Linked DNA regions of Homo sapiens: region 1 is linked to region 2. Evidence: read pairs that join two places in POLR2A ChIA-PET (ENCODE). Cell type or tissue: GM12878. All regions are shown on one strand. Links, peaks and the distances in the headings refer to the core of each region. The heading gives the core; the rest is flanking DNA.

The links. ChIA-PET counts read pairs that join two places held together with the same protein. Peaks named below come from ENCODE experiments on the same cell type or tissue, not always from the same donor. Only the 100,000 strongest peaks of a DNase experiment are listed, where the experiment ranks them.
Region 1: POLR2A ChIA-PET joins it to region 2 with 5 read pairs; 1 of 35 experiments calls an interaction of 5 or more read pairs at or near these places.

What each region holds. Positions count from the first base shown.
Region 1 is chr6:11,874,917-11,880,412 of GRCh38, reverse strand. No RefSeq gene overlaps it. Among named protein-coding and RNA genes, the nearest start is that of ADTRP, 99 kb to the right of the region's middle. RefSeq lists an enhancer at 3,229-3,448. In GM12878, for the core only: no CTCF peak of the experiment used is centred there; DNase peaks (open chromatin) are centred at 2,265, 2,550 and 3,282; H3K4me3 peaks cover 704 bases; H3K27ac peaks cover 3,048 bases.
Region 2 is chr6:12,063,830-12,069,325 of GRCh38, reverse strand. The region is part of intron 2 of HIVEP1 (HIVEP zinc finger 1); the gene reads right to left. Among named protein-coding and RNA genes, the nearest start is that of HIVEP1, 54 kb to the right of the region's middle. In GM12878, for the core only: no CTCF peak of the experiment used is centred there; a DNase peak (open chromatin) is centred at 3,428; H3K4me3 peaks cover 2,540 bases; H3K27ac peaks cover 2,737 bases.

The sequences.
Region 1 (5,496 bases), core at 286-5,285, 190 kb after region 2:
CAATGGGAGATGGTTGAATCATGGGAGTGGGTCTTTCCCATGCTGTTCTCATGATAGTGAATAAGTTTCATGAGATCTGATAGTTTTAAAAATGGGAGTTTCCCTGCACAACCTCTCTCTTTGCCTGCCGCCATCCATGTAAGATGTGACTTGCTCCTCCTTGCCTTCCGTCATGATTGTGAGGCCTCCCCAGCCATGTGGAACTGTGAGTCCAATTAAACCCCTTTCTTTTGTAAAGTGCCCAGTCTTGGGTATGTATTATCAGCAGCATAAAAACAGACTAATACACTACCTGAGACCAGGCCTTCATCCTCACATGCCTGGACTCTTACAATAGCTTTCCAAATCTTCTCCATGTTTCACCTCTCCTAACCCCTAGTTAGCCTCTAAGTTGCCACTATGGTGATTTTTCTAAAATACAATATCAGGTCACTTCCCAGCTAAAAAGACCTCCCAGAGGTGAGACTGTGGCTGACTCAATTGATGCATTCTCTTCCTTTCCCTTATACCTGGCCCCATACCTACTTGGTGGCTTAATAAATGTCTAGTGGGAGAAAAATGAACATATTTCAACTGTAGGATATTCTAGAATAGTTTGTCTTAAGTTACCCTAATTTGAGGAATTAGGCCTCCTAAATTAGGAAGACAATGAGGGCATATTTTTGGGAGGTGACATAAACATGTATAATCTTTATAAGACTTACTGCATTCTAATGGGTAGGCCTTGTTCCCAAGCATCCCCTGGCTATTATCAATGCAATGGGCAGGAGAAAAAGCGCATTTCTGGACCTCTTCCAAAGTGACCCTCTGTGAGACAGCCACCCTGGCTCAATATGACGGAAATAAGTTTCTCAAGAAGGGAAAATCTTATTTGTGAAACATTAGACACCGTTTTCAGTCCAATGAATCACTTCATTATTTCACTAATAAATCCATTGCTTTCCTTAGTAAAGCCTCTCCTTAGCAAGGCGAAACATGAGTAAAAGGAATATGATCAATAGCAAAGCTTATTTAAGTTTGATCCTTGTCATAAAAAACATTTTGAGTATTAGCAGTGTTTTCTGTTTCTAAGGGACAAGTGCATGCACACACACACACACACATACACACACACACCCTTGAGTGTATGTTTGAATACATGAAATCCCCAGATGTGCACAAGAATTTTCCTCTTCTCCTCCCCCCAAAATGTACTTCTGTTTTCATCCCATTAGTGGGTCTTCCCACAGAAAACACTGCCCCCTCCCATTGCAGTCTTCTCAATGGGGGATGCAGTTGGTTTCTCTGCTCAGTGAACTTTCCTTTTTTCAGGGAAGAAGATTTAATTGCAGGGTTTCACATTAAAAAATAATGTTTAGACTGGGAGGGATCAGCCACATTCAAGGAATGTGGTTTGCTCAGAAATGAGTGGCGCAAATCCCCTGCTTTTTGCCGGCAGGGAACTCAGGAAGAAACTCTTTGGCTGTTGTTGAAATAATCCATATTTGATTACATTTCTTTCAAACAAGTGCTTGATTCACTTGGAACCCAGTTGTTAGGCTTGATGCATGGTCAAAAAAATCTACAACTGCATATGTTGGTCATATGCATGTGATTGGAAAATCCCATAATTCATTTGCTGTAAAGGCAGGCTCCTAAATATTTTTTGCATACCGCAATAACATTTAATTATTTTGCAGCTTGCAATTATGACTCTGACTGTTCTAAATCCTTTGCCTTGCTTTATCATTAGTGACAAAGTTGTACTGTTTTAATTCAGCTCAGGCATGAAAGATGATTTTATTATATGCTTGTCCCTTCCTTGACCAGAGGCTAAAAAAGTCACTTGTCTGATTAAGCCAGCTACAAACTGCAGGAAGTAAGATATCACCTGGAGTAGCCTGTTTATTGGGAATACACTAAAATAAAGTGGTAGGAAACAGCTCTCCCTGCAATTATACATCAAGCTCTAATTTTCCATTCTGAAACATCAACATTCAACCACTAAATCTGATTTTCTTGTGCATGTCACTAGCTTTATGCTTTAGCTCAGACAGTGAAATTCCCCAACTCATCCTCCTGCTGTTCAGCTTTTTGTTGTGGCTGCATAGCAAAGCTCATGTTATCTTACTCCTTTGGAAAAGGCACTCTGAAAGTTCCTTTCCCCCTGTTAAAAACCGGACATGCTTATTGGCAGGCTGAAGCATATAATGCAGCCATGTATACATTTATTTCCAGTGTGAATGTCTTTACTCATAGTGAAGAGAGCAAACTGTTGCACTAGCAAACTGTTGCAGATGAATGATTTCCTTGTCAACAGGACAATGATGTAAAAGGCTTGTTAATACGGACATATTTGTACAATCTCTACATACTTGAAAAAAGCCGGATGAAAAAGAGTATATACTGTGTGATTCCATTTGTGTAGAGTTCAAAACAAACAAAAAGAACCCCAGGTGTTGGAAGCCAGCGTAGTGGTTACTCCTGAGGGGCTAGACTAGAAAAGGCATAAGTGGTGTTTCTGGGTGCTGATAGTGTCCTGGTTTTTGGTCTTCATTATGGTTACATGGGTGCGTTCACTTCATGGGGATGTATGGAGGGTACACTTACAATACATGCACTTTCTGTTTGTATCATATGTTTCAATCAGAGGTTGACACTAGAATACACTGAACATGTTCTTCATGCAGGTCATCAAGATAGTAAGGATTTGAGGGTTTGGACCTAAGACGTTCTGCATTTAGAGCGCAGGATGTTACTGCTGTTTTTCTTCTTTTCTATGTCTCATGACTATTAAGCACCAAAATGCCACACTGTAAATGACCAGTTCCAGTTCTTTTTCTGAGAACATAAGCTGATTGCTTGCTTTCCTGGTACATAAACATGAATTGAGTGTGATGAATTTTTCAAAAAGCATTCTATGGCAAAGACAGCTCCAAGAATAAACACCAAGGCCTCTGCCCATGAAGAGAAGCATTTTAAACAATACTCTCAGCCACCCCCAATCCAACTGCCACCAAACAGTTGAGCTGAAGGGTGAAAGCCCAAGTGCGCTGCAAAACCTGTGAGCAGGAAGTCAGACAGCATAGGTAATGATATCTACTCAGAGCCAGATTCACATCCTACTTAACTCCACGGGAATTCTCAACAGTTGGTCTTGACAACTCCGGCAATGCCAAGGTTCATTAACCTATTTGCGGGTGCTCTGCTTTCTAATCCGCCTGTGTTTAGAAAGAAACGTCCTCAAAATTCTCTGATGCAGCCTGCCACCTGGGTTCAGGGTTGAGTTCATGACGCATTTTGGGACTCGAGATGGGAAGTGAAAGCTTTGGGTGATTCTGAAGTCGAGAGTTTTTCAGTTGGTAATCCCATGAAACATTTAACATCAAATTCACGGTCATCAGAGGAGGCATGGTAGGTAGTCTTCAATGGTTGAGCAAACCTTCCTAGCCTACTATTTATGAAACTAGAGTGTGCTAAAACCCCCAAATATCTGAACCTTTTAGGGTAGACAAAAGAGAACCAGAGCATTTCCTCATGTCCTTCGTTTATTTCTTAGGACGCATGTCTGTGTTTTTCTGCTGAACTGTGGAGTGGGATTTCTGAATCAAATGGTTCCGCCCCATCACCCTGGAGAGCTGGACAACTCTTGTTTGATGGTTTCTATTATGGGCTACCTTTGAGAATCACATTATTTCTAAAACACAGGGACTGCAAAATCTTTTGCTGGGTACTGTCCTTTTTGAGACATTATAGGATGTACAAATTGCCCTCAAGTATTTTCCTGTGTAAAAGGACCGTTGAGTTAACCCTTCATAGTGGGGTTTCTGATATACAATAAGTTTGTTATAACAAGATATTTTCCAAGATTCACAGGAATGAGTCCTCTGGACAGGGGCCAAGACTAGCTTGCCTGCCACTGACCCTGTGATAGATACCCAGAGAAACGATGGAGACAGTCTCTTATATATTAACGGTCAGTCTGCTCTGGTTTCTAAATCTTTCTTTCTTTCTTTCTTTCTTTCTTTCTTTCTTTCTTTCTTTCTTTCTTTCTTTCTTTCTTTCTTTCTTTTCTTTCTTTCTTTCTTTTCTTTTCTGTCTCACCTTCCTGCCTTCGTTTCTTCCTTCCCTCCATCCCTCCCCCACCTCCTTCCTTCCTTCCTTTCTTTCTTTTTTTTCTTTTTTTGGTTTTGGATCAAAACTTTAATAAGGATTCCAGAACAAATAACAGGTAAAATCATGGAGCCTCCAACAAAGCAGAATTGGCATAAGTATACAGCATTTCTGATCTCCCTTTAAAAATCAGCCATCAGCCTAAGATGTGACCACCTTCACTTCAATTCACTGTCAGGTATTTTTTTTAGGTCTAATACTAGAAGATAATTGTGCCTCAATTAAAAGACAAAGTCTCTTAAAGCTACAACTTTTCAGAAGTCATTAGGGAGCGAGTACTAACAGCAAAGGTCCTCATAGTACACCTGGCGACGTGGGAACTGCAAAGGAAGGCTTGTTAGCACAGGGTTCCACAAGGTTTTGCTGGATGAAATAATCGTGTGTATATATCCTGTCTTGGCCTTGGGAAAGAACAAGTTATTTCTGACTGAACTATAATCCAGAATTCTGTCAGTACCTCAGAGTACTAGACAAGCAAGCTCCTGGTTATCCAGGGACAACGTATAGTGCCACTGAAATGCCTTCTGTTTGAAATAAGTAATATGATTATTTGAGATGTAGCATTCAGTGTGCTTTATCATACTACCGATTTTGAACAAATCTTTCCTTTCTGCAAATCGCCTCACAAATAACCTCTTTCCCAGGAGTCACTGGGACTAATTGTTTTGAGAACATAAAGTACTAAGCTTGTCCCTGAGAGTGTATTGACAGAAGCTCATAGTATTCAGGGCAAGTAATTGGATTGTGCTTTTGTGGGCTTGGAGGGAGGGCGGTCAACCATACGCTGCTTTCTAGGTGGAAAGAGGGCTCTGTTTCTTAGCAGAGCAAGGGTTGGAACCAGGACTGCTGATTCTTGTTGCAGCCCACCTTGTCACATACTTACTTTTGCAAAACCAACCTATATTAATCTTCTGAAAGCTGGAGTAAATGATCTACAAATCATGAGTGAGTGGCCACAGGATTGCAGGGGTTAGCTGGAGTGGCAGAGATAGAAGTAGTATTTGATGGAGTCTTGGCATTTTTCTGACAATACCCTGCAAAGATTCCTTGTTGAATTAACCAAAATGTTGAAAAGCTAGAAGGCAAATTTTTTGCTGCTATACCTTTCTGCTGGTCTCCTCATGATTCTTTATTTATGTGACACTAACTCTATGTCCTGTACAAACAGCTTTTAATATATGTAGTAGCACTAATTAAAGCAAGGGAGCTGGAGAAAGGTTTACCTCATTAAGAGAAGCAGCTTTTGTTTTGTTCTAAAGGGCAGCCTGAAACACATTTCATCACTGTTGCTTCTTTAAGAGTATGATTTGTCTTTGACGAGTTCCATTATGAAGAGTAAGTTTA
Region 2 (5,496 bases), core at 325-5,324:
AGTGTCCTATACAGGTTGTATGAATTTTTTATCTTTTATACTATACCTTTTCTGTTTAGATACACAAATACCACTGTGCTGTAATTGCCTACAGTATTCAGTAAATGAACATGCTGTGCAGGTTTGTAACCTAGGAGCGATAGGCTATACCATATAGGCTACGTGTGTAGTTGGCTGTACCATCTAGGTTTGTGTAAGTACACCCCATGGTGTTTGCACAATGACCAATGAGGAAATCACCTAACGACACATTTCTCAGAATGTATCCCATTGTTAAATGATTAATGACTTTGTACATTACATAAGTCAATTTTTGTGTATGTGCACACATGTTTTAAAGAATAATATTATCATAGCTGCATTTCTGGGGAAAGTGACAAGAAATTGGTAAGGCTGATAATAAGGATAAAGAGCAGAGGCAAGTAAAGGGAGAAAACACCAATTTTTTATTGTATATGCTTCTGTATTAGTTGATTTAAGTTCATGTATTACTCATATTAAAGATATATTATTTACTCATTTAAATACACAGGTATGTATAATATATATGAACATATGTGTAAATATGGACAGCCAAATAAAAAACAAACTTGGGTGTCTCAATTCCCTGAAAGTATATAAGTGCCTGCTTGCTTATATGCTTAATACACATATTACATATATGTGTGACGATTTACACATATATCTTCACAAATACGTGTGCACATATATGAATATATACGCATACTGTCAGATTCTTAAGTATTCTCCCTTAAACTCAATACATTATTCCATACTTCCAATTTATTTGATGCCTGTTTCCTCCTTCCAAATTAAGAATATTTTAACATCATCTAACTGACAATAATACTATTATAAGTATTACAAAACATGATTCTTTACCCTTTACATTCCTTTAATTTAGTTAAAAGTGTTAGTTAAAGTATTCTAAGGTCAGGCTGGGCATGGTGGCTCGTGCCTGTAATCCTAGTACTTTGGGAAGCCAAGGTGGGCGGATCACCTGAGGTCAGGAGTTTGAGACCACCCTGGCCAACACGGTGAAACCCCGCCTCTACTAAAAATACAAAATTAGACGGGCATGGTGGTGTGCATCTGTAATCCCAGCTATTTGGGAGGCTGAGGCAAGAGAATCACTTGAACCCAGGAGGCGGAGATTGCACTGAGCCAAGATCGTGCCACTGTACTCCAGCCTGGGCAACGAGGGCGAAACTCCATCTCAAAAAACAAAAAAAGTATTCTGAGGTCAGTTAAGAAGTCTGCTCTTTCATCTCAAAATCTGCATCTCTTCTAAAGCACAGCCCCCTCACCAGCACGAATCAGAAATTAAAAAGGTATGAAAAATATAAGTAGGTCTTAGAGGGGAGAAAAATAAAATGAATACAATGGATAAAATCTAACAGCTTTAGTCATCAACTACAGATATGATCTTTATTTGGGAATTATCATCAAAATAAACCAACAAACACCCTAACATCTTACAATTCCTCAAGACTACATTGGGGGCCATTGATTTGTACCCCACATAACCTAATACCTTCCCTTCCCTACCAGAGCAGTTGTTTCCTTTCATCATAACAGCCCCTCACCAGACCATGGAGTGCATGGTCTGGGGAGGACAGGCAGGAATTGGGGACACAAGCAGGAGTTGCTCACCACTGTCCTCAGCACAGAGCTGGACACACAGCAGGCAGGGCACCCAATAATCTCCAGCTTGGCATCAGATAAATGCAATAAATCCAAACCATTCTACGCCATTGGCGCCTACTCAAAAGCAGGGAAGAATTAACATTTTATAACCACAAGAAAAATATACCTTAAAAAAAAAATCCAAGCTCAAAAACTTTAAAATTAACTACATTGTTTAAATAGTCCTTATTATTATTTCTGTAAAATAAATGGCTAAACGGCCAGTCAACTTCCTTTAAAGAATTCATGAGAAAAGTTCACAAATTTTTTGTAGTTTCACAGAAATAGATTAAATATGTAACATTCCAATTATTAATTTTCCATGCTACAATTTTAAATGTAAATGATAGTAACTACTAAGTGATACACTTCAATAAAAATAGAAAATGGTTAAAACATAAAGAAATTTATAGGTAGTCAACTGCAAGATCCATAATACTAATAATTAATCATTATTTAAAAGTTAGTTTTTTAATTAAACTTAAACCCTAACCCTATCCCTAACACTAACTCTAACCAGCCAACACATTCAGAGATATATTCCCTAAACGGATTTTCCAAAGACTAATACTTAGAAAATGTACCACCAAATCTGCTGATGAAAATACACTAAATTATATTTCAGGAAAATAAATTATCTGGAATCCACATTACTATTATTATTGTTGTTCAAAGCCATTAGCCTAACTAAATAACAGTACATATATTTTGTATGTATGTATATATAATAAAGTGTATGTGTGTGTATATATATATACACACACACACACACAGTGTCTTTGTTTGAAATATATCCACCATCCCATTATATATAAACATAATGCCTTCTAGTTATTCGTTTTCACTGTTACCTTGAAGAAATAGCTCAGAGAAGACAATGATAATATTGGGCCCATCATACATTAAAGTGGTTCCGAACAAATATTTATTTATGATAAAATTTATAATGCACAAAATTCCCCATCTAAATCTTCATAATCTAAGCAGTCAAAAAATTCATATGCTTTGAGAAATCATCACAATTCAAACAATGAACAAGTGTCATTTCTTTCACAAAGGAAGTACTTGGCTAAGTCCAACACTTCCAAGGACTCTGGCCAAAAATAACAGTAATTAAGCTTGTAACTTCATATGTATGGATCTGAACTAGTCAAACCAAAAATAGCTTTCTGATCATTTATCAGCTGCTGCCATTTGCCTAAGAAGCTAACTGCAACAAAGAGACTAAGTTAGACAAATCATGGTGAAAACACACAGAAATATAACTGAACTTAAGACTTAAAGCTCTTTTCAGTTATTATGTGGTAGCACAAGAGGGATGGTCATCATGCAATTATTTGGATACTTAACAAGATTAACTATTTCTTAAACTCCCTAAGATACATGTAAAATACACAGCAAAACACAGAATTAACACACACGCACACAGCTCTTAAAACCAATGGAAACAGCGCACAAGCTATCTGTTCCCATCCAGCGTAAGAATCGCTCCCCTTGAAAATTCTCCTCTTGAATGAACAACACTGCCTTTTAGGGATGCCCACAGCACACAGCTTGCCTTCCCCCACTGCTGCCTCAAGCTCATGGTGTTCCTTCTCATGAGAATCACCTCCCCAATGTTCCTTTACACCTGCCTGGGAAGCCCTCATTCTCCTTACTCACAGCCGCACCCTCGCACTTCAGGCCCTACTGGGGGATATCCAACAGTAACAGCTTCCTGTGTGCTGAGTGCTGTTCTGAGGACTTCACATCTACATCTGAACCAGTCAAACCAAAAATAGCTTTCTAATCGTTTATCAGCTCTGCCATTTGCAGAAGCTAACTGCATCATAGAAACCAAGTTAGGCAAATCACAGCAAAAACACACTAAAATAAAACTGGACTTAGAGCTCTTTTCAGTTATTATATTGTAACAACCATTCAATGCACACACACACACACACACACGCACACACACACACACACACACAAAACCTACCTGGGAGGAGACCACCCTTCACCTCCATTTTCCAGAGGAGCAAACAGTGGCACACAGAAGCGAATTCACAGAGCCCGTCAGGGGAAGAACCAGCTTGAACCCAGGCAGATTTGCCTCCAGAACGGGAAGTTGCTGGTACAGTGATACTCTATGCCACATCCCTGTATTCTATGTGTGTATCAAAAGGGCGTCCTGCCTGACCTGGCAACTTCTCATCTTTCATGTGTGAGCATCAATGTCACATGCTCTTGAAGCTCTCTCCTGACACTAACTGGGAGCACTCCAGTGTGCACCAACAGCACCCCACCTCTTCTTGTGTTAAATGTATGTGTGTGACCTTGCTTGTTTCATGTCTGCATCACCCTCTAATATCAAACGCCATGATCAGAATCTATCATAGTTATTCTCCTATCCCAGGTCCCAACATTTATCCACAACTCACCAGTTTTTCATGACATGCTTTAACTCCAACTCTCAGAAACACCTACTAATGATTCCAGGAAAGTAACAGTTTCTTGCCTCCCTATACATTGCACAGACCTTTACCTAGTTCATACAATTTGGCATTTAGTTGCATCCAATTTGTCCACCATGATTTAGGTCTTTTTTGGGCCTTAAATTATCTATTATGTGTGAATCTCTTTTCCATCTGAGATGTTTTAGCAACCTGAAGATAGAAGAGCCAACCCCACAGTATGTGTACAGCCCTAGAAACACAGCATATGCTCAATATGGCTGGATTCACATCTGTTGGAGGGAAAGAACATACTGAAAATGTCTTGACTGCTTCATGAAGGCCCACTGGGAAATCGGGATGGAAAATCAAATTGAAAAATTCCTTTTGCAGGGAAAAACAGAGCAGCCACTAACTGATCTAACTGATCAACAGAAGTGTAATGGGAATATGTGTGTGTACGGCGTGGGGAGGGGACACACAAAAAATGAAAACTCCATGAAGCTGTCAGGAAAGGTAGCCTCTCCCTTCTCTTCCCTTTTGTCTTCTCTTGGGCTAGACCTAAGAACCAAGAGTTCTCAGTTCTGGCTCAAAACTGAAGTTTCATTTTACTATGGTAGAAATCACAGACAGACACATGCAGATACATACAATTTCACCAGCATAATTTTGCAGAATAAAAAAAGGTTTTATCACCACTACTGAAATAATGAACACTAAAAAGTACCTTATAATACTATCATTTAAGTTGCAATTACAATTCGTGGTGATGTCACCCACTGCTGTTAACAAACGATCATTAAGTTCTGCTTGTGATGACCTTATTGAAATAGCTCCCAAAACAGCCTGCTGAGGTTATTTGCTGAGAAAGAAAGAAACTTCATCTGGTTTCCCTGACTGTTGTAACACAGAAAGAGTCTGGAATACTTTAGTCATTACCATTTACAAAATTTATGATACATATGCCGTTCCCACTATAGGGATGCATTGCTTCCAGAAATCCGTAAACTTCAAAATTGTGACTCAAAAACACTGAGTCACAATACATTAAAAAAAATTTATTTGGTGTCCAATGAATTATTTAGTTTACAAGTAGATGCATTAGAGAAGAAAGCTCTAGGGTCAAGGCCAGAAACCTGGGTAGGAGCAAGCAACCTGGCAAGAATCCAGGAAGAGGGAATATTATATATTATACCAAGGCATGTTCCTTGCCAAAATCTGAGGTCTCTCATTTTCCAAGATCACACCTAATCTTCAAACCAAGGCAAATCATGGAAGTTTTAAATATGGGAGTCACTTGGCAGTCCCAAACTTAAGACCCAAGGTTTGCAGTGCTCAGGAAGGTCTAGGACATGCAATGATTTTTACCACTAAGAAA